3 separate regions of the Mus musculus genome follow, and regions 2 and 3 are each linked to region 1. The links are chromatin loops, found by intact Hi-C in ENCODE. Cell type or tissue: heart. All regions are shown on one strand.

What was found. Peaks named below come from ENCODE experiments on the same cell type or tissue, not always from the same donor. Only the 100,000 strongest peaks of a DNase experiment are listed, where the experiment ranks them.
Region 2: a loop joins it to region 1, with 4 times the contacts of the local background. A loop is called at or near these places in 7 of 42 quality-filtered maps.
Region 3: it touches region 1 in a loop (4-fold over the local background); 3 of 42 quality-filtered maps call a loop at or near these places.

Annotation. Positions count from the first base shown.
Region 1 is chrX:142,678,154-142,686,153 of GRCm38, forward strand. It overlaps Tmem164 (transmembrane protein 164), which reads left to right and starts at 3,573. Exons shown (of 7, transcript NM_001199360.1): 1 at 3,573-3,786; 2 at 4,138-4,796. The coding sequence starts at 4,410. In heart, a CTCF peak has its summit at 3,330; DNase peaks (open chromatin) are centred at 3,048, 3,568, 4,468, 5,088 and 1 weaker place; H3K4me3 peaks cover 5,959 bases; H3K27ac peaks cover 4,560 bases; H3K27me3 peaks cover 441 bases.
Region 2 is chrX:142,387,123-142,395,122 of GRCm38, forward strand. Acsl4 (acyl-CoA synthetase long-chain family member 4) reads right to left here and starts at 3,413. Exons shown (of 16, transcript NM_207625.2): 1 at 3,183-3,413. In heart, CTCF peaks have their summits at 683 (motif pointing right) and 3,725; a DNase peak (open chromatin) is centred at 3,429; H3K4me3 peaks cover 2,030 bases; H3K27ac peaks cover 1,918 bases; H3K27me3 peaks cover 738 bases.
Region 3 is chrX:142,734,852-142,742,851 of GRCm38, forward strand. The region is part of intron 2 of Tmem164 (transmembrane protein 164); the gene reads left to right. It overlaps Mir652 (microRNA 652), which reads left to right and starts at 4,149; the gene lies at 4,149-4,246. In heart, no CTCF peak of the experiment used is centred here; a DNase peak (open chromatin) is centred at 3,080.

The DNA.
Region 1 (8,000 bases):
GGCATTAATGATAGACTAAAAAAAAAAATCATTCCCCCAAAGTCTAGTTTAGTGAACTAGGGAGTTTATCTGGGCCTACTTACAGGCCCATGAATGACTCAAAAGCAGCTGCATCAGTGAAAAGCCCACCCCAGCAAAAACCTCCCCAAGAAGCCAGGTAGACAGACTTGCATGTCTTTAAGGCCAGCATTCGGGAGGCAAAATCAGGTAGATCTGTGCATTCCAGGCCAACTTGATCTATGAACCCAAGTTCCAGGACAGCCTGGGCTACATAAGTAGATCCTGTCTCACAAAAACAAACAAACAAACAAAAAACCACCACCAACAACAAAACAAGACACAGGAAAACCCTTCCCCCAATACCAGCTCCTTCCATCCTTGCTCTCCTCTTACTCACTTTATCACCCTTAAGGAGGTGGTCCCTAAACCACCAATGCCCCATATCACAGTCTTCCCTTCACAGCCTACTCCTGCCTCCCACCTCCTGCCGGCTTCCTTTTATCTCACCCTCTACCCTGCTGCACCCATGCCCCCCCCCCCCAGGGGCCCCAGAGCAGCCTCTCTTGCAACTGCTCTGAACTGCTCAAACTGCTAGTCCACACCAGGTTCCCTTTTCACTATGGGGCACTAGGACTTCCCTAAGAGCCAGTGAGATGGATAATCAGGTAAAGGCACTTTGCTGCCAAGCCTGAAGATTTGACTTGGACTCCCGGGACCTACACGGTGAGAGGAGAGAACTGACTCTTGTCCTCGGACTTCCAAACACATGACATGGTACTTGAGTGTCCCGTGCTCTCACATAATGAATGAATGAATGAATGAATGAATAAATAAATAAAATAATTTAAAAATGCTGCACTTAAAAAGCATTTTTGTTGTTGTTCTTAAAATTCGACCCATCATTTGTTTAATTTCTTCCTTGCCTCTTTACCTATAGGGGCAACACTTTCTTTGTGTTTCTTTGGTGTTTACTATGTGTCACTCTGTTAGGCACCGAGGGGTATGTTTGTGTAGAAAACATTAAGACCCTCCCATGCGGTCGGTGGAAGAGCTGGGTGTGGGAGGCAGGACTCACAGAGAGAACAATGGAAGGCAGTATGTGATTCAGAAGAAAATGAGAAGTGCACGCAACAAATGCTATACAAGTTTGGAGGAGGGAGAGCCCGCTGGAGGCTGGGTGGGGGATTGAGAAGAGTGATTTTTCCGTGGGTTTTGGAAGGTGGCTTGTTTCTGTAGATGTGGGGGAGGGCACCGAATTGGAGTGTATCACTTAAAGGCACATGCAAATGCTTGCTTGGATTCTTTTTTTGTTTGTTTGTTTGGTTGGTTTTTTTGAGACAGGGTTTCTCTGTGTAGCCCTGGCTGTCCTGGAACTCACTCTATAGACCAGGCTGGCCTCAAACTCAGAAATCTGCCTGCCTCTGCCTCCCAAGTGCTGGGATTAAAGGCGTGGGCCACCACCAATTAAAGGCACTTGCTTGGATTCTTAACAACAGGTAGTATTTAGTGGATACGCTCCACGTGACAGACAGGAAATAATGTTTTACAGAAGTCAACTCATTTGAACGAGCAAAACCCTATGAGCTATATTGTCATCCTTCTTCAAAGATAAGGAACTTGAGGCCTCCAGATGCTACATTCCTGTGCTCGGAGCCCCCTCACTTTGTTCTTTGGTCATACAGCCGAGATTCAGAAAAAACAAAACAAAACAAAACCCCAAAAAACCAACAACAACAACAACAACAAAACCGCCTAAGGAGGGCCAAGTGAGTGCCTCTGAACTGATCTTGTTCCTGGCCATTCTTTATTAGTTAGCCTCTTGAAAAACATCCTGCCTTTGGTGGATGCTTCAAAAAGCTTAAAGTCAGACAAGCTTGCCTGGCTGTATTTGTTAGGTTGCAAAGGATGGGAAGGTATCGGCCTGATAATCCAGGAGACTGTAGTTTACATCTTAAGACTGGCTTACAGTCGACATCAGAAAGTGTTTCCTAAGCAAGGTACCTAACTGTGGTTTTTCTGGATATTCTTCTAACGTATGCGAGTCTGCAATAAATATTAAACCAATATGAGGTACATTCTGAGTAGTTCTTTCCTTAATTACCGGCCCTTAGAGGAGCCAGCCCAGCCACGAGGTAGAGAGCGTCAGAGAAGAGGGGGCCCCCTGGACCCAGCTAGCGCTCACTTTTCCTGGCTGTTCTTTCCAAGGTGGGGTTAGGAAGCAGCTGCGCTCTCTCTGTCTCTCGCTCTCTGTGTCTCTCTGTCTCTGTCTCTGTCTCTCTCTGCGGGTGGGGGACGGGGGTGGGGAGGGAAAGAGGTCAGGAGAATCTTCTTTTCCTCCACCAAGTCTATCACTGAAGGTTCGCTGTGGTCGGAAGGGGGCGGAGAGGAAGAAGGACGGCAGGAGGGAAGGAGGGAGAGAGCCAGCAAGGTTTGTGTAGGGTGGGGGGAGGGGGGAGAGAGAGAAAAGCATCAGAGCTGGGTTAGAAGGAGTCCGAGGAGAAATCCTCAAATTTAGGCACTCAAGAAGAAAGTGAGGCTGTGACAAGAAGGTGAGCAATACTTTTATGGTCTTTTTTTTTTTTTTTTTTTGAATCTCCCATTTCAAGGCCGAAGGGAGGAAGCAGGAAGTCCATACTCAGCACACTCCCCAAGCTAAAGCCTGTCCATCAGTTTCACAGCCTTACTCCTAGAAGTTAGCGAGGACCGGCTGAGTGCCCAGTATGTGGTCAGGTATGCAAAGTAGTGGCCCGAGAACCAGGTCAACGGAGGAGTTAGTCCGCCAGGCTTAGGTGGGGAGGTGAATTCAGTCACAGTGGCGAAAGAGCAAAACTGTGCGCGAGTGCACGCTTGGAGTGCAGAAGACCAGGCTGGAGAAGGAGGAGGAAAGAGGCGGGGATGGGGCCTCCGAGGGTAGCAGGGTGGGGGCGGGGGTGGGGTGGGGTGGGGTGGGGAGCAGAGAGGAAGCAGGGCAGGAGGTGGGAAGCGAGGACGAAGTGGGTAGGCTGTGGAGGGAAGGCTGCGAGGCGGGGCAGTGGTGGCTTGAAGACGTGTGTATGTGTGTGTGTGTGTGTGTGTATGTGTGTGTGTAGGGAGGGAGTGAAGTGGATCGGAGGAGTGTGTGTGTGTGTGTGTGTGTGTAGGGAGGGGGTGAAGTGGACGGGAGGAGGGCCGAAGGTGGAGGGAGTTGGCGACGAGGGGGTGGAGAGAGGGAGGGGAAACCGGAGGAAGCGAGCGGCGGCTGCCGGGGGAGGAAGGCAAGGAGGAGGAGCCGGAGCGGCGGCGGTGGCGGCTGCTGCTGCTGCTGCGGCCGCCTGGGGAGCCCAGCCGAGTGCCGCCTGGGGCTGCGGGGAGTGAGGGGAGACGGAGAGTTCGGTGGAGCCCGGGCAGCGGAGCCGAGCAGCGGGTGAGTGGAGCCCCAGGGGGACTCGGCGGCCAGTCCTCGGGGGGCCGGACGAGGAGGAGCGGGAAGATGGAGCGGTGGCGGCGGGGCGGAGGGTGGCGGCCCCATGGCCCGGCCCCTGGCTGGCCCCGCGTCCCCGCCCTCCCTCTCGGCTTCCTCCCGCCGCCCGCCTGCGCCTGGGGGGCTGGTCCGGAGCAGGCGGAGGGCTGAGGGTGGCGCTGGCCCGGAGGGCGGGCGTGAGGGGCCAGGGGGGGTGGAGCTGGGGGTTCGGGGGTGTACCCAGGGGCGGGAGGCTGGACCGGGACTGCTCTAAATTGGCTGGAGAGGGGGCCCCGTCGGCGGCGAAGTTGCTAGCTGGGGGCAGAGACGGCCACGCGGTTGCAGGAGTAAGACCCCCCCCCCCTCTCGTGGAGTGGCTGAGACGAGGAGTCCGGCGTCCCTGCCCTCCCCGTCGCCCTCCCCGCCTGCCCAGCCCTGCTAGCTTCTCTCCTAGCCTCCGCGTGTCCCCTCTCTCTCTCACCCCCTTCTGCCTCCCGCTTGGCTCCCTCGGCAGTGCCTAGTGCCGGGCCCCCTAGGTCCCAGTCCTGACCCTCTTGGCCTCCAACTTGCCTTCACCCGTGCTTGCTTGGCCACCACTCCCGTTCCCCTTTTCTTCCCTCACTAGTTACCCCTCCCCGCTTCGTTAATTCCCGTGCAATTGCCTCTTTGAGACCTTTTTTTCCTCTCCTTCCTTTTAGATTGGCCAACGGCTCCTTTCAACCCTGCCTCGTTGGTGGCCACTGGAGAAGCGCGGGGGGCTCCCCAGACAGCCGTGGGGACAAGTTAGAGCCAGCACTTTATCCCGGGCCTCGCGTGTAGCTTTCCCTCCCCTGTTCTAGGTGCCCCAGTGTCCAGAGGGGGGTGCGGGTGTGCCCTCCTTACATGTTCCACCGCCCGGGCAACCCTTCGGTCTCGTGTTCCATCTCGCTCTTGCTTCCTGTACCGTAGTCAAGTGGAGCCACTTTGCATCATGTCCCGGTATAGCTACCAAAGTCTCCTGGACTGGCTCTATGGGGGCGTCGACCCCAGTTTTGCAGGCAATGGGGGCCCCGACTGTGCTGCCTTCCTGTCTTGGCAGCAGCGGCTGCTGGAAAGTGTGGTGGTCCTGACCCTGGCCCTGTTGGAGATCCTGGTGGCCCTGCGGCACATCCTGAGGCAGAAGGAGGACGGTAGGGGTGGCCGTAGCAGCCAGCCACAGCAGGTGACCCAGCGGCCAGAGGAAGGCAAGGAGAGCCTGAGCAAGAATCTGCTCTTAGTAGCCCTGTGCCTGATCTTCGGGGTGGAGGTGGGCTTTAAGTTCGCCACCAAGACCGTCATCTACCTGCTCAACCCTTGTCACCTGGTCACCATGATGCATGTGAGTCTGTTGACTTTTTCCTGGGCAGCCTAAGTGATAAGAGTCATTAGCGTGCTCAGGACACTGGTGTGTAGAGCACTTCGTTCCCGTGGGAAGTGGGACCCTTACAAATGCTTTTCCAACCAGCATCCGCTTTTGTGCTAGTAAACTTCAGCATTGCACAACAGGTCAGCCCCACAGTGGAGGTGAACCCTAGAAATGACTTGCACTTGGAGCCCCATGCCCCTCCCATCTCAGCTCTGCTGGGGCCTGGCCTTTTCACCAGCAGGAAGTCCAGCCCCAGCTAGGTGACCATTCAGGATCACATCTGTGGCGCATGGCCAGCACTCCTGCCTTTTGTAGTAGTTTCCCAAGGGGCCTGGTGACAGGCTTTCCTGGAGGTGGTGGTCACACAAGCTTCTTTGTCTCCACTGTGGTACATTGGGGGGAATAGTTTTAGGGGTTTCTCTTAATGACTCTTTCATTTCAGGGTGTCTGCTCTCGGGGTGAGGTCAGCTTTTAGGTTGTAAGATACTTGAGCAACCTAATTTCCTCACAGGCTGGAGATCGCGATCCCGTGTGAGAGGGGTTTTCCTTTTTTCAAACTTCTCCATCTTACCACTTGAAGTCTCCGTCCTATGCTCCAAGGGTGTTCAAGAAAGCTGACTTCTTTTGCTTCCCTGACCTCTTACCCATTAAGCTATGCTAAGACAAGCAAATGGGATTGATAGGGGAAGTTGCCAGCTGGGTACCAGTAATCTGTTCTTTCCTAGGCCTGCTCAGGGAAGTTCTGAGGCTCTAACTTCCTGCAGCTTGAGGAGAAAAGGAAGAAAGGGAAGGCAATCAGGACTTTTAGATTCCAGGCTGTGGAAAACTTTGCTTGTTTGACTCTGACTCGGAGTAGTTTTGAAGCCTGTCATTAGCATCTTTATTGCTTTTATATTTGTTGAAGGTTATGCTCAGGTGAATTGTGACAACCTTGCATAGGGCCAGAGAGGTTGAGATTATTATCCTCACGTTACAGGTTCTAGGATAGAAGTCACTTGCCTCAAGGGAAAAAAAAAAGGTTTAGCATCAGGGACTGACTGACCTCAAACCCACTCTCCTTTGGAGTTGCAAATCTCCAGTCCTAAACCAGGAGTGGCTGAGGGTGATGAGGCCTTCCTGTAAGATTTGGCTGTGTATTTGTAGCTCAGATATCTGCTAGTTCCCCCTTCCTAAATATCCATTTGTTTACCCATTCTTGGCCTCAGTGGAGAATGACCTTGGTCCTTTGGCATCTTGTAGAGGTGTAGATAACTCTGGAATAAAAGGGATGGTATTGATTGGGTCACTAAAAGCATGGAAAAGAGATGGGGTGGGCAGCATTTTTTTGAAAAAAAAATTTTTTTTGAGAGAGCGAGAGCTTCTTGGGAAGGGGGTGCCATTCACAGCAAAGGCCAGGGCTGTCTTGCGCAAATTTGACCCGTCCTCTTTCTTTCTTTTAAATGAATGGCCTTTTTGTTAATGAGGGGCGACAAAACATCTGAGCTTCTGTTGTGTGTGCCTCTTCAGGCAGGAGTGCAGGTGGTGGGTCAGAGGGTACCTCTACAAAGAGGTCTGGAGGCCTCTGGCAACCACAGATCTAGAAGGTCAACAAAGGGTTAAATTCAGCCTCAGTGGGGCTGCTGCTGGGGTGATGACCTCAAACCTGGATGCGCCATGTCTTTTACAGGAAGATTTTAGAGGCTCTTAAAAGACTCAGGAGGCCTGGAGTTAATTAGTTGTATGGCTTGGGGGAAAGTACCCTTTCTGAGCCTCAGTTTCTCTACCCGTAAGATGAGACAAGAGTTGGACACCTAGCCCTTGACAGTCTGTTCTGTGATTCTTTGCTTCAGAACCGTTGGGTATAATAACAGAGACACTTTGAAAGGCTTTTGACCTCCTTATGCCAAAAAAAAAAAAAAAAAAAAAAAAAGGAAACTGGTCCCCGAGGAACTCAGGTAGCTACCCAGTTCACTCTTAGCTTTTGCCCCATATGGCTCTCAGTAAAGTAAAATTCTCCAGGTGACCCTTGGTGGCACATGTTGGGGGGAACGACTAGCAGCTGAATTTTTGCCACCCCCCACCCCCAGGGTTTTTCCCTCCTCTTAGCTTATACCCTAAAGCTACAGAGTGAAGGCAGAGACTGGAGTCATGCTGATACATTCTTGCAGTGTCCTGGGGATTGTATTCCTTTGTCCTCTATCCCCAACCACTGCTTTGTAACCCACTCAGGTCCTAGGCTTTGATGCACCCAACTTTCAATGCGTTCTATGTGGCTCTTCCTTAGAAGCAGGACTATGGATTTTTTTTTCAAGTTGATGAAAGTCAGTTAAAAAAAGAAACATTAACAGCAGCTGTTTGCAGCCAGTGTTCTGCCTTAGATGCAAAAATGACTAATGATAGTTTGGAAGACTACTAACACCTTACCATACTACTAATGTCTACCATTTTACTGCTCGAAAAGCACTTTCCTATGCATGATCGTATTCAAGGTTGTGATAGATCAGCTAAGGCCTGGAGAATGAGATGTTAAAATGTTTCCTGTGAGTGCCTCTATTGCAAAGGGGAGATATTCTGAATCAGGAAATGCTTTTTGCAAATGAATTAGCTGAAATTAGGCTATAACATAGTAACAGATTGTAGAGATGTGAGTTGAAGTGAAAAGAAGTTTCACCGTGATCATGCTCGATGTTTGATACTATCTGTGGCCTCCAGTTTGGTTTTGTAGAAAGATCTTTTCTAGGAGAGTCTCTTTAAGTATGTAACAAGGGCTATGTTACTTTAGGCCAGGAAGTAGGGGAGTTGGAGGGAAATTGATTCCTTTCTCCAGCTCTCATTTTTCAGTCTGCAAAATATTCATTTGCAACGCCTTGTTACACCGACCCTCGTCACAGCCATGCTACATTGGGCGGCTGCCAACTGTAGTAACATAAGGAAGGCCATAACTTGTGTCTGGATTCTCTTCTTGATTAACATTCCTGCTGTTGCGTTTCTTTTTGGTCTCATGTGATTTCTTCGAGGTCTGAGGATGGGAGACTGTTAGTGGCTTATAGGATTTGTAGTGGTACCAGCTCACAGCTCTGCTCTGGCTGGAGATACAAGTGCCCAGGTTAGCTCAGCATTATTAAACTCTGTGCTAAATATCTGCTCTGCCTGCCAACTACACCAATAAGGTTTCTTCAAGCATGACCACTCAATCCC
Region 2 (8,000 bases), 290 kb before region 1:
CATCCCAACTTAAATCTTACTAGTTTAATAAACTATATGTCCATGTGTCTCACTAAAACCACGCCACCCATCCTCTTAGTCTACAATTTCATAGAATAAGTGATGTCCTCTTAACCATCACATCCTGAAGAACAGGAGAGTGGAATGAATTATAAATAGAATGAGTGAGATTTCTGCATATGTTTTTTGGTTGATTGGTTGGTTTTTGTTGTTGTTTGGGTTTTGGGTTTTGGGTTTGGTTTGGTTTGTTTTTTTTTTTTTTTTTTTTTTTTTTTTTTTTTTTTTTTTGAGGCAGGGTTTCTCTGTGTAGCCCTGGCTGTCCTGGAACTCACTCTGTAGACCAGGCTGGCCTCGTACTCAGAAATCCACCTGCCTCTGCCTCCCAAGTGTTGGGATTAAAGGTGTGTGCCACCACCGCTCAGCTCTGCATATGTTTTTAAAATATATTTTTAATTATTATTGTTTAAGACAGGGTCTATGTTGTCCTGGCTATTCTGGAACTTTCTACATAGACTGGGCTGGCTTTGCAGCACAAATCTGCCTGCTTCTGCCTCCCAAAAAGTGCTGGGCTTAAAAGCATGTACCACCATAACCAGCTAAATATTTTTATTTTATGGACATTGGTGTTTTAGTTACATGTTTGTCTGTGGCTCACAGGCATGTCTAGTGCTCACAGAGGCCAGAAGAGGGTGCTGAATCCCTTGAGACTGGGAGCTACAGAGGGAAGAGAGCCACTATGTGTGTGCTGAGAATTGAACCTTGTTCCTCTGAAGAGCAACCACTGCTCTTAACCTCTAAACCATCGCTCCAGGCCCTCTGTTTACACTTTTAAAGTTACTAGCTAATTACAATTTTAAGGCAGTATGTTCACACCCTTACAAGATTCTAAAGGTCATGAGTATCTTCAACCCAGTGTGGTACCCATCCATACCTTTCATCTGCGAGTAGAAATTAACCTAATATTTGTAAAACTCACTCCCTCTGAATTTATGCACTTGAACAGTCGGAATGAATTTAAGAATTAATCATCTTGTTTTGGCCTTTGTTTTGTTTTGTTTTTGAGACAATGGTTCTCCGTGTTGGCTTTGGCTCTCCTGGAACTCACTGTGTAAAGCAGGCTAGCCTTTAATTTAGATATCTGACTCAAACTCAGATTTGCCAGCCTCTGCTCCCCATCTCTGCCTTAGCCTCCACCTCCTCTGCCTGGGCCCCGCCTCCGCCTCAGTCCCCCGCCGCCTTGGCCTTGGCCTTGGCCTTGGCCTTAGCCTCTGCCTCACACCACCTTGACCTACACCTATACCTAAGCCTCCCCAGTGCTGGGATTAAAGTCCTGGACCACTACCCGAGCTAAGAACTAATTAATACTCTATTGATTAAAGCTAGTCTATGAAAACTTTGAGATGATATTCTATCATCTTTGAGATGATATTCTATATATGATATAACAAGATTCAGCCCCAGCCTTAATGTGAAGTGCACTAAAATACATATGTCTTCATAAAAAAAATCTTAGTTTTTTAAAAAACGGAAGCCAAAAGGAGGGGATTTATGGATCATCCTGCCAACCATACAGTCACTTAATTTATATATGTGAAAACTAAGAAAAGTGCCCTGTTCAAGGTGTATATAGCTAGTATAGCTGAGAGGCTGGAGTTGGAGCATCTCCAGAAGTCTGGATTCAGAACAAGATTTTGTTCTTCCTCCACCCATCACATCTCTACCCAACACAGTAAAACTCTTTATATCTGATTGATGCCAAGGCCCTTTATCCCAATTTGCACATATATTGACAATATAATACTGGTTGCTCCATGGAAATGGCAGAGATCATAAATTTGAACAGGAGTCTACCATGTTTCACACTTTTGCACACTCCGCTGAAAAGATGAGCTATGTTTGCAATTTAAGGAAAGAGGCCTCACATTTCAAATTTTGCTTGACCTGCTCAGTAGCAGCACTGTAATTGATCTCCACTTGGTGGTTTATACATTAAGAATATTTGGAAGCCTTGCTTACTGCAAGTACAAAAAGAAAAAAAAACAAAAAACTAAAGTTACAAGTGCAGGAAATGGCTTTCTTGGGTTAACTATCTGTAAAAACATGTCACTAAGCATGAATTTACAGGTTCAAGAGACAAAATATGAGAAGGAACCTCGGTTATGCTTGAATCCAACTGCATGACAGCTGAGCATATTTCCACAGAAGAGGAAACTTAGTGGTTGATTAAAACCATGAACCAGTAAAGCAAACTGCTTACTTCTTCAACAAGGTTCATTTCCCCTTATTCCCATCCCTACCGTCGTTTCTACTGAGTGAGAATTGACGATTTTTTTAAGAGGAAAAGTACGAATGAGCAAATTAATTTCAAAAGGATGGAAAAATGTCTTCGAAGGAGATGCTAGAGTAAAAGGAGAAATGACGTCTGATTTCAAATATGTAACCAGTTAGGCAATGAATCACATTCTCCTAGGTTTTTCTGTCTATAGACATCAGCCAGCCACAGATCTTTTCGGTACTCGAATGAGAGGAAGAGGAAGTGAATAAACCTAATATTAACTATACAGCACCTACTGATCGTGGAGATAAAGACGGGAAGAACACAGGGTACAAGCTGCAGCTATGATCCAGCTGTTTGCTAACATACGTAAAGGTATGGATGCTGAGAGAGTATCTATCGAAAGCGAAGGCACCCTCCCCAAATTCAAGAAAGCAGCTGTTTCTAGAACCAAAGACACCACCGCCGCCGCCGCCACCACCACCCGCGAGCGCCCGGACCCTGTTACAGAGTGTCAAGGGAGGGGACAAAATGGAGCTGAGGTCTAGGGGCGACCTAAAGGTCGTTTGGAGGTCTAGCAGGCACTTGGTGTGCTCAAGTCAACTGAGTCTTGGCAAAGCCCGGTACCCCCAGGAGGAAGAGTTCTCTCAGGCTCTCAGGGTACAGCGGGGGTACAGGGAAGAGCCAGGTGGGGTTCTGGAGGATCCCAGAAAGCATCAGAGGAGATAGTGACGGTGGTTCTCTCCATGAGCCAGCGGCCGCAGCCGGAAAGCCGAGCGCCCACCCCCACCCCCCAAACCCCGACCTCCAGCCGGCTCAGGTGAGGATCCGGGAGCACGTCAGGAATAGGGGACTCTCCGGGGCAAGGGCGCAGCAGCCGCATCCTCCCCAGCCTAGGATCACTCACCGAAGGTGCTGCCTCGCTCGCTACGAGTCTGCCACTGGGTCCCGGCCTTAAGAGGAAGGAAGCTCCTGGAGAGGAGCTCGCGTGCCCGCTAGCTCTGGAGCTGCCTGGCAAGGAGGGGCGAGCCGCGGAGACCAGTGGAAAAAAAAAGAGAGAGAGAGGGAGAGAGCCGCAGCGGCGCGCGCGCAACCCGGACAGCCAGCGGAGGCGGGGTCCGGCGCGAGCCCGGAAAAGACGAGCCCGGAGGGGCGGGCGGAGCGGGGGAGCTCGGTGGTGTGGCTGAGCCCGCCGAATCGCAGGCGGCCTCTGGCTCGGCCCACCCACACGCCCGCCTCCGCTCACTAAGGACGTCACCGCCAAAAAGGCGGAGCCCGATCGGGCTTGCAGCTGCTGCAAAGGAGGAGGGCTGCTTCCGAAGGGTCGCAGGTCGCCTAAAGCCTCCCTTGAGCCCGCAGCCACCATGCCGCTCCCGCAGTGCTGGGCAAAATAGCCCACGAGGGCTTAGCGCCCAGTAGTCTAGAGCCGCAGAACTGGCCCACGCCCTAGCGGGCTACCCGGGACTCCACCCAGGATGAAAGTTCCCCCGGGGTCATCTTCCAGCTGCCCTTAGTTAGATACCTATCTTTGGACTGCCTCGTGCTTCCTATGGGAGAGAGATCTTAACCTAGCTCCTGAAAGCCAAAGCCTTCTATCCTTTTATCTGTTGCCTTGAGCTGTATTAAGATTCCCTGCTCACTCGGGCTTATGAAATATTTCCTGAAGGCAGGGTTTTGCGCGTCACTCAGCAAAAGAGCCCACAACTGATAAAAAGTCAGTGCAGTACCGTGAGATTCTATTGCTTCTGAGACTTCTTGATAAAGGCCATTTTAATCCCCCCAAGAATTGAGAAATTATTGTTCGTAATAAATTCCAAAAGGTATCTCAGGACTTCAAGACAAAACTGTAATTGCGAATAATAAGCCACAACAAACTACCAAGAATAAGTTGCCAGAAGAAATTCTATTCTTCCAGTTCCATGACCGGCTGCTTTTTTGCTTCCTGTTACGGCTGTTTTACTAGCTACTTTTCATTTCTCTTACAGAATGACTGTGTCTGCTACACACACGTACAATAGCTTGCCTCACATTGCTGGCTTCAGTAGTGCTTTAGGCTTTGTGTGTCATAATCATCTGGGATGTTTGTTCCAATGGGAATACCTGGAGAAATAATCCTCAGATGTTTTGATGTGGGTTTTGATTTGGTGAAATTTTTTAATTTTGGATTTTTAAGAAGCACCCCTGCCGGGCGTGGTAGCGCACGCCTTTAATCCCAGCACTCCGGAGGCAGAGGCAGGCGGATTTCTGAGTTCGAGGCCAGCCTGGTCTACAAAAGTGAGGTCCAGGACAGCCAGGGCTACACAGAGAAACCCTGTCTCGAAAAGCCAAAAAAAAAAAAAAAAAAAAAAAGAAGAAGAAGAAGAAGAAGAAGCACCCCGAATGACAGTATTAGTGTGCCTGGCTGAGAGCAGAAATGTCCAGCTTGTTTGAATGTTGTTCTACAGCTGTAGCACTCATTTCATTTCCAATAGAGCCACCAACTTGGGTATAAGGCACTCATGTGCTTTTCCTTTCACAAGATTGACCTAGAAAGTTCAGGACTTCAAACAACAAACTTAATTGTCATCTTTATTTTTATGAGACCTTGTTGTAATGCCAGAAACAGATAATTATTAGTTGGCTATATAGTCCACTAGGTACCTACAGTGTACAGAAACCTGTCATTTATCCCAGAGTTAATACCAAAAAAAAAAAAAATTGAAGGAACAAACCATCTATTCCTCCAACAAACCTAGAGTTTCGTAATGGAATTAAAACAAAAGTACCACACAGACCCAGTGTTCGATATAAATCAACCTGTTAGCCCAAGCAGAAAAAGAACTTGTAATATAAATACCTTTTCTAGTTTCCTTCATCATCAGTCACGTAGCCCAGACATTTTTAATTAACTCTTCTGAACTCAGTAGTCCTCAGCTTACAGAAGTCCCTCAAAATTTACAAGGACTAAATAGAGGAGAAAAGCTATCAGGTTTTGAGTGTGAGTGTGTGTGTGTGTATGTGTGTGTGTGTGTGTGTGTGTGTGTGTGTGTGTGTGTATCGCACACATATATATCGGACCAAGAAGTTACTTGTATTTTCAAAATCTTTATCACTTAAACTATTAATTAGTGCCCACAATGTCCTGGTCAGCTTTATCACCTACCAGATCTTTTCCTTCATATTTAACCACACCCAGGATAAAGAAAAAACATTACTCCAACAAGAGGTAAAATAGCCAGGCATGGTGGCACACTTCTGTAATCCTGGTACTTGGGGGGCAGAAGCAGGTGTAGATCCATGAGTTCAAGGCCAGCCTGCTCTACAGAGTGAGTTCCAGGACAGCCAAGGCTACACAGAGAAACCCTGTCTTGAAAAATCAAAGAGAGGAGGGGGGAGGGGAGACACTGTGTCAAAGAAGAACAAAACTAAGAGCAGGGAGAAGTGGCACAGGTCTGTGATCCCAGCTCTGTACACTAAGACAGATCTAAGTTTGAGGCCAGCCTGAGCTACAAAAGGAAAGCCTATCTCAAGATCACACTATATATATTGACAATGAAAGGAAAGACTGGAGGGAGGGAGGGAGGGACAAAAGGGAAGCAAGAGAAGCCATCTAAGACTTATGACCCCAGAGCGAAAGACTTATGACCCCAGAGCAAACATTCCTCCCTCCCGGGGCAGCTGTCTGAGGTTTGAGAGCAGTTACAACTTTTTTATGCCTTTTGAGGATGGAAGATTACTGTCTTTGAAAGATGAGGAGACAGATGCAAATGAAACAATGTGTCCAGTCACAAACCTAACTAGTAATAGAGCTTGGAATTCCTACCACTCCCAGAGGCTTGCTGGAAAGTAGACTCAATAACATCCCACCAAAATCAAGTTAGAGACAAAGGAAAAGGAAGGAAAATACAAGCTGCAACTCTCAAGATACAAAATACAACACAAAAAAAAGGCATAGGCATGACAAAAAAAAAAGAAAAAAAAACAGAAGAGGTACTGAGAAGAAGGACTGAGGACAGTAGGACAGAGAGACAAATAAGTGCATACACTATTTTATACATATACAAATATGTATAAAATGTCCTAATGAAACCTACTTCTAAGTATGCTAATGTTAAAAATTCATTTCAAAGCCCTTTTTCAAAAAAGTATAGAAAAATAAAGCTTCTAGAAGCTAAATGGAATTGAACAAGGCCGCTCTGTTAGCAGATTTTTAAATGGATATTTAGTGCCTGGTAGCTTTGCTCTCGTGTAATAAGAAGCTGAAACAGATAGCCAGCCTGCTCTTGGCATTAGTTATTTATGGAAGGACAGAAAACAACTGTTCTTCACTACGTACCAAGTCTGCATCTTAAACTTACTTCTTGAGTTACTAGAATAATAATTTCCTCCTGGAGCCCAAATACAAGCAGCAGGACTTTGTGATAATATTTGAATATACAAATTATGTTAGAGTTTGCCATTAACAAACTTTATTTTTACAGACCTGATAACCAGGCAAAATATTTTCTTTAGTGGTGTGTGTGAAGCAACTAGTGAAACCAGAAACCTCAGGAGGTGATCTCACTGGGAACGAAATAATAAACTAAACTTTTTGACTTTTCAAAAGTGCTCAAAATCAGGGCTGAAGGCACAGTCCAGTAAGTCTCTGGGTTTGGTCTCCTCTATCAAATGAAAACCACAAAAATGGTCAAAGGTATACTGATTAGATATAAGTATTATTTTGAACATTGTTTTATCTTTTCTCATAGTCATTTATTTTTATCCTGATATATTTCACTGGTCTTCAGACTCACTGCACAAACCTAAGCAAATGGAAATCCGTCTAATGCTTTAAAATAGGACGTTTAATGATGCTGATTTGTCTAGTGACTTGGGTATTGCCAAGTTAATCTATAAAGACAGTAGGTTTTAAAATATATAATATTGTTACTAATTTCTGGAGCATTTCAAACACATGGAGAGTTTGATCATATTCACCCCAACACACACACACAAACACACACACTTCGCCATAACCCCTCCTGGATCTACCTCTCCACTTCCTATCCCCTCTCCCAACTTCATCTCTTGTTTTTATAACCCACTGATTCCTATGGGTACCACTTATGTACTCATGTGGTGGGACCAGTCCCTAGGGCTTGCTCAGTTTACTAGGGGCCACATCTTTTTTTTTTTTTTTTTTTTTTTTTTTTGGTTTCGAGACAGGGTTTCTCTGTATAGCCCTGGCTGTCCTGGAACTCACTCTGTAGACCAGGCTGGCCTTGAACTCAGAAATCTGCCTGCCTCTGCTTCCCAAGTGCTGGGATTAAAGGCGTGCGCCACCACACCCAACTAGGGGCCACATCTTTTAAAACAACCAGCTCTCCTTACTCCAGAATCTATCAATTGGCAATACCCTACCCCACCAACCCCAAGGCCACATGGACTAGCTAGAAATCATACAGGCACTCAGAGCTGCAGGCACTAGAGTTTTAATGGAACTTTATTTCAGTTTCTCTTTCGAGACTCCTTCAATGTCCTTTTTAAAGCTAACTCCGAAGCTCCCTAAATAAATATTGGCAGTGTTCCTTGACAAAAAATGCTTTAGCAACTTTCCAAAGAAGGAAAAAAATATATTGTTCATAAAGCCAGGAAGAAGGGGGAGAGGGAGGGAGGGAGAGAAAGAAAAGAGATGGGGATAAAGAGGGGAAGGGGGGAGAGGAGGGGAGGGGGAGGGAAGGGGAAGAGAGGAGGAGGGAGAGAGAGA
Region 3 (8,000 bases), 57 kb after region 1:
GTTAAAAGGAAAGAGGCTAGAATGCACAGTGGCCTGTTATGCCTCAACTTGCTAGTTCATTTCCACAGAAATCCCCTTTATTGCTGTCTTGGAAATCTTGACAAATACCAGATATATTGGAAAAACAAAATGTCACAAATATTTAAAAATACTTTCTGACTAGGTGTTCAAGTCTATCCATTTAGTATATATATAAAATATAGTCTGCAGACACATTGGTCATTTAGCAAGTATCTGATGAGCATTTTGTCTGATACATATGCTTTGGACATATGATGTGAGAATCATACACAACCTACCCTCCAAGAGATGAGGGGTGTTTAACAAAAAGGCAGCTGCCTAGAAGTTAGAAATGCTAGTGGATGTTGTGAAAGAATAATTTCCACACGTCATTTCTGCAGTAGTAATTGACGGAATTCTTTTTCATCCCTGGCTTGTGTCCCTCCCCCTTACCACCCTCCTCTCTGTGTATATGCAAGCACATGTGTGTGTATACATGTTTGTGTGCATGCAGCTATGTGCGTGCATTTGTATGGAGACAAGACCTCACTAAACCTCAAGCCCATTGATTGGTAGACTGACTGTCCAGCAAGCTCCAGGAATATACCCACTGTTCCGTGCTCCTCGGGATTTAGGTAAGTTGTAGGTGAGCGCTGCTTGGCAGCTGTGCATGGAAGCTATCTGTAGTGAGTTTCTTGCCCATAGGAGCTGTGTCCTGCATCTCTCTATGTGTCCATCACACAAACTGCCTCCCTCAATATTGGGTAGTGGTCATAATATGTTTGGTTGGTTGTATTTTGGTGCTTGGGTCCAACTCGGCCTTGTAGTTGGTAGGCAAGGCCTCTACTAACTGATCTAAATCCACCACCTCTTATTCCGATTTTTCTGACAAGTTTTTTACCTACTGAGTTCTTTCCTGAGTTCTTTCCCTAGTTCTTTGAATCAGAGGTCTGGATAGGAGGTTAGCACCAAAGCCACTGAAGCAAAGGGAATTTCCCACCACAGCTAACTCATTTTGGTTAGAAATTTCCACCTTCTTTTCTAACAGATACCTATCAGAATGAGTTGTCATTGTTGATTTGTCATTGTTGGTTGTGTTACTTACTCCAGAGTGGAAAGTCCTTTGCTGGGCATTCTAGGCTTTCTGTAGACAGGAGCTATGCTCTGGATCGCTTGTGTACCTAGAACACAAACTGCTACAGGTAATGGGTTATCTTATCGTCTCTTGCTTTGTTCCTAGGAGTACCACAAGTGATAGAAATTCTCGTAAAAAAAAGATTTTGTCTTATTTTAAAATTGTGTGTGTGCATGTGTGTGAGTGTGTGTGTATGTGTGTGTATTGTGTGCACATGAGTGTAGGTGTTTGTAGAGTCCAGAAGAGAGATGTTAGATTCCCTGAGGCTGCCATTACAGGCAATTGTGAAGCACCTTTCGCAGGTGAACCTGGGTCCTCTGTAAAAGCAGTAAAGTGCTTTTAAATAACTATTGAGCCATCTTTCCAGCCCCATGGTGGGTGGTTTTATTCTTATTTTAATGCTTTTTTTCTCCACTGCTGGGGACCAAGCCCAGGCAAGAGATCTACCACTGATTAAAATCCTAAAACCCCTATTTCTATTTTCAAAGGTAGAATCAACTTGGCCTCATGTTTGGGAATGGAGCCTAGGTGGTAGACTGCTTGCCTAGAACACACAAAACTTGGTTCCTAACTCCAGCACCTCCCGGGTGGCACACAACTATAACTCCTGCAGATGAGGGGTGGGGCTAGAAGGATTAAAAATGTAAAGATTCAGATCATCCTTGGCTATATATGGAGTTTAAAGCTAATCTGGAAAACATAAAATCTTGTCTCAAAAAGAAAATAAAGAGAAAAAACCCTTAAATAATGGAAAAAGAAGAGAAAGAAGCCTGAAGATGTTGGAAAAACCTCTTTCCTTTGTCTATACATTTCCCACCGCACACCTCAGGCTAAAAACAAAACAAAACAAAACAAAACAAAACAAAACAAAACAAAACAAAACAAAACACACACACACACACACACACACTCAAAACAGAACAAAACAAAGCAAAAACAGACCCTTCACTAGTGTTTCACATAATCAGCTAGATCCTTGTTGTCAGAACTCTGAAAATGTTCTATGTGCCTGTGACCCTGACCCAGTTGGTCACCTTCCTGCAGGGGGACTGGACACCATCCATCTCTCCTACAGGTTGGCATAGCCTTGGTTACTTCAGAACTCTCTTAAAGTTCCAAGGCATCCAGGTCATTTCGTTGTAAATATTTTTCTGGGATTGAGGTCCAGGTGTCAGCGGGATATTTCTCAAGTGGGTCAGATGGAGGAGGACTCTGTACACTCCCTGGAAGATGCAGTTCTCCTTCCCTGGCTGTGCTCTGGCAGTGGTGTACTCTTCTTGCCTGCCACTGTTGTCGGCACTATGGAGAATGGAACAAATTACTTTGTGGTGGAGACAGGAAGTGGTGATAACTATAAACGTGACCTTTGCAATTAGGTAGCTTTGGAGACTGAAGTCTGGCTCTTTTGAGACAGGGTGTCATGTAGCCAGGGCAGACTGCAAACCTCCCAAGAAGCCAAGTTCAGGATGACCTTGAACTTCTACTCATAGCCATAACTGATACTCTACTCATAGTCATAAGTCATACTCTACTCATAAGTGAACACAGTAGCTTCACAAGTAAAAAAAAAATCATAGCCTGCACATCTCAGAGGAAAGAAGCATTTTAATATCTTGCTAACTTGTATTTCACAGCTTCCAAAGATGCCGTGCTCTTCTGCATCAAAGGAAGGGTGAGGGATTGATATTGGGGAGGCACCTTGGGTGGGTGCATTCCGACTTATGTACATACGTCTGAGCATGCTAAGTTAAGGCCATCATTCAAGGGAAAAAAATCAGGGCAAGAAAGAGCTCGTGCAGAGAAACTGAAGTGATGCTGTAAAGGTGGTGGAACCTTCTGCTCACATCTGGCTTGCATCATCAGTCATCGACAACTGCAGTGGGCTAGGACGGAGAAGACAAAGCTTGAGCCAGCCGGACTTGTGCAAGAGCTAAAACAGAGGCCCTAGCTGACTAAGCTTTTCCCCTAAGCCCCGCCCCTGGTAGTATCTGCTTGCTTGTTTCTTTCCTTGTAACCAGAAACAGTCCTCAAGCTGCTTCTGGCTTTTTGAATCTAGTGGTATGGTCTTAGGGAAGTTTCGGCTGTGTGGCTCAATTTTTCCCATATGCCTACTGGGGCAGGGTTGGGGGAGGGGTTAAATATCACTTACAGCAACAGGGTTGCTTTGAGGAATACTCAAAATAGTACCGGTAACATTTTAGCTTTCATATCAGGCACATGGAAAGTGCTTGGTAATGAATAGTTGCTGCTGTTTTTGTTACTAACAACCTTACAGTAACAAACATAAGTTTTTCTTTGCGTGCGTTTTCTCCTTTTGCAGTTTTAATCACCTCCCGTCAATTGTGATCCAAAAGTATTAAATGGAAACTCCAGAAATGAAGACTTGATATGTTTTTAAATTGTGTATCATGCCAAGGTGTGAGATGCTTTCTGCTTTGTACTTCTCAGGACACCAATCCATTTGTCCAGTGTCTCATTTGTCTATGCTTATTGTATTTTAATTATCGTGTTTCACTGTGGTTTGGTTTGCTACTGTGTCTCACTATTGAACTAAAACCTATCATAACAGGAGAAAAGCACCATCTCTAGGATTTGGCATTCCTTGGCAGTTGCAGGTCTTCCCTCGGGAGGGATCTTAGAATGAGCTGGCAACTGCTTTTGTGAACAGTACAATTTTGGGGGAGTTCCTGTTTTCTGAGTCCAAGTACAAAACTTACTTACCATCCATCCTTTCTTCAAGACTTTCGTTGCCATGTCTTTTTTTCTTTTTTGAACAGGGTTTTACTGTGTTATCCAAGCCGGTGGATCTCCATGTATAGCCCAGGCTGGTCAGGTGCTCCTGAACCTCTTGGCTCAGCCTCCCGAGTGCTGGGATCACAGGTTTGTACCACAATGCCCAGCTTATCTTCATGATAGAATTTGGAAGTAATATTGTAAAATTTTTCTCCTTAAATGCTCATTCTTTTTTAGGCTTTATTCCCAAATTCTAGGTGTGTTTCCATGAAGGGCCTCCAGGAACAGCTATGTACTGCACAACCCTAGGAGGGGGTGCCATTCACATAGAGTATAATTGAATGGCGCCACTAGGGTTGTGCAGTGTACAGCCTACACAACTCTACGCGGCGATCCTGGCAGAACGAATTAATAATGTATTAGCGCTGTCTTCGTCGACGGTGTGGTCTGGGGAACAAATATAGGGTGGTATGATTCAGAAGTGTTCCCAAGGGGTCTGAAACAGAAGCTGCTGCTGTAACCAGGAAAAGAGAGAGAGAGCAGGGGGGAGAGGGAGAGGGAGAGGGAGAGGGGAGGGAGAGGGAGAGGGGGAGAGAGGGAGGGAGAGAGAGAGAGAGAGAGAGAGAATAGTTGTTGTTGTGGTGGGGTTATTATTCTCTGGCAGAGACAGTCAATCAAATGGGAAGTATATTTAAAGTACATTTACCTGTCTTTGTGCAGCAAATAACGTTTTGAGGGTTTCCTATGTAAGTGCTGAGGTGTGGAGAAGGGCTGGCATAAGAGAGCATTGGCCCTGGGCCTTGTGAAGGAAGCTGGGTGGAAACCTATCAGGATAGGTAAGAGACTTGCCCTGGGCGGGGGTAGTGGAAGGAAATATGGAGGTTGTGGGTGAATGAGCAACGGTAAATGGTGTAGCTTGGCTATATGGGAATGCATGTGAAGGGGATGGGGAGCAATCAGTGTTTTGGAGGATCAAGTGATGAAGGCAGTAACTTGGTTGTTAAATGGAAAGCTTTGCCTCTATTCACCAACTACATACAGAGCAGCTCTTCCAAGTGTGTGGCCTTTAAAAGCAGCTTTATTGAGATCTATTCACACACTCTATAAAGCACTCACTTGAAGCATACCTTTGAGCTCATTGTGGTGGTGGTGGTGTATTCCTGTAATCTCAACACTTGGAAGAAAGACCAAGGCAGGAGAATTGAGAGCTCACTACCTGCCTGGGGTACAAGAATGGGACCCTGTCCCAAATAGAAATAAGTGAGTGAATAAATAAAGTACACAGTTGAATGCTTTTCAGTACATTCATATGGATATGTAACTGTCACTGTAATACAGTTTAGTACATTTTCAAGGACTCGCCAATGAAATTCCATGCCATTAACTCTCAACTTCCTATGTTCTTCCTATACATCTGCAATGCCCCCAGAGTGTTTTTAACTATAGATTTGCCTGTTTTTGACATTTCATATAAATAAAGTTATACCATATCTTTTTGTGGTTTTTTTTTTCATTGTGTGTGTGTCTGTAATTACATGGTCTTTCTTCTTGCAGTGCTGAGGATCAAACTTCGTCTCATTCATGCTAGGCAAAGGGCCCTTTTACTGTGCCTCACCCCTAGACCTTGGTATGATATTGTTAAGGTTAATTAATGCTGTAGCATATATGTTGGTACTTCATTTGTTTTAATCCAATGTAATATTGTCTGGTTTGGATAGGTATATTCTGTGTACCTTTTTATTCAGTGATGAGCATTGTAATTAATACTCTCTTTTGGCTATTAAGAATAATGATATTTTAACCTCTATTAGATTTTGGGTGGGCATATGTTCTCGTTTTTCTTGGCTATAGAAGTAGGATTAGGGGCTGGCACAGTAGTTCAGAGATTAAGAGCACTGGCTACTCTTGCAGGGGACCCAGGTTCAATTCCCAGCAGCCATTTGGAGGCTCACCATCATCTGTAACTACAGTTCCAGAGGATCTGCTGCTGTCTTCTGGCCTTCCTGGTAACCACACATGCATGTAGTGCACAGACATACATGTAGACCAAACTCCCAGGCACATAAAATAATAGAGCAAAATTAAGAAAGAAGTAGAGTTGTTGGGTCATGTATATGATAACCATGTTTAACCTCTTGGAGGAATTATCAAGCTATTTTCTAAAATGGCCACACAGTACTACATCCCTACTAATAGTATTGGAGGGCCTCAATTTCTCCATCTTCTGTTGAATACTAATAATTGTTATTTTAAAAACTGATATGATGTGTGTGTGTGTCTGTGGGCAGGTGTGTAGTGTGCATGTATGTCTGCTTATTTATGTGAATGAATGTATGTGCATGTGAGTGCAGGTGTGTGCAGGTGCCACTGTTACTATTTGGAGGTCAGTGGACAACCATAAGTGTCATTCCTTGCCTTCCACTCAGTTTGAGACAGAACTTCTTGTACCTTGTACGCTGGGCTAGCTGGCCTACCAGCTTTTATGGATTCTCCTGACTCTCCCCCTCTCTTGGTGTAAGTGTGCGGGATTACCTATGCATACCCCTGCATCCAAGTTAATGTAGGCCTCCGGGATCTGAACACAGCTCCTCACCCTTTCAAGGGACCTGATACTGGGTCATCTTCTTGGTTCTGATAGTTTCCTTTACTGTACCTATGCTGTTCTTTCGAGAGCTATTTCATTGTGGGTTTAATTTGCATTTCCCTGATGTTTAGTGGCACTGAACATCTTTTTTTTGTGTACATATGGACCATTTAGATATTTTCCTTGGAGCAGTGTCTATTTAAACATTTAGCATATCTCCTCTTTGGATTTTTCTTCTTTCTGCATTTTATTTTACAATACATAGTTGTACTATTATCTCCTGTTGACCTCAAACTTGCATTTCTGTGGTGTTAAAACTATAGACACTATACCACTATGCTGAGCCTTTAGCTTACTTTTCAAATTGGCTTGTCTTTAAAAATTATTCTACTGATTTATGTGTGTTTGAATGTGCATATGTGTACATACATGTGTGGAGGTCAGAAGGCAACTTGCTGGAGTCAGTTCTCTGCTTCAAGCATTTGTGTCCCAGGGATTGGACTCAGTTTTTAGTTTTGTCAGCAATCTTTATAGACCTGGATACTCCATCATTGTCATATCCATGACCTACAGCATCACAACCATCTATTTGTTTCTCAATATCCTTTGAAATTGAAAATATTTTAATTTTTGAAAAGTCCATTTTACATTTTCTATTGTTTCCCAAGTTTTTAGTATAATTTAAATTTATTCTTCGAAAATTTTCATATATGTTGGGCTGGGTAGATGGCTCAGCAGAATACTGGCTACTCTTCTAGAAGACCTGGGTACAGTTCCTAACATCCATGTAGCCACTCACCACCATCTGTGACTCTAGTTCCAGGAAATCAAATGTTATCTTCTGGTGTCTATGGTCATAGGTGGGGTACAACTCCACCTCTAGAGGACCTGATGGCTTTGGCCATTTCGGGTACCTGTATTTACATGCATATACCCCTCCCCACCACATAATTTAAAATAAAATCTTCAAAGAGAAAAATTATATATGTGTATTCTGTGTAGTTGGTCATACTCACGTTCCCATTCACCCTGCAACTTCTTCCAGATCCCTGCAAGTCTCTTTCCCCATTTAATGTCTTTTTTTTTTTCCGAGACAAGATATCACTATTGTTTTCTCTGACTGATGTAGAACTCACTGTGTAGACCAGGCTAGCCTCAAATTCAGAGATATCCCCTTGCCTCTGTCTTCTGAGGGCTGGAACTAAAGGTAAGCACCACCAAGCCTGGCTTTAAAAATGACCCACTTAGACCCGCTAGAGCTGTCCATATGTACTTGGGTGTGGGGCTATCCAATAGAACATGGACAACCTAGTGCCTATATCTGTAGAAAAGTTGCTAATAGTGCCTTAGCACGAGGGTTCAGAGAACCTTTTCCCTGATGATTGTGTTTTGATGTCATATCATATCATATCATATCATATCATATCATATCATATCATATATCATATCATAGAGATGTCAAATCCAAGGCATTGACACATTCCTGTTTTTCACACGCTTCAAAACTTTGGCTCTCACAGCTGCTTTGACTTTGAGTAAGGTGGTCCA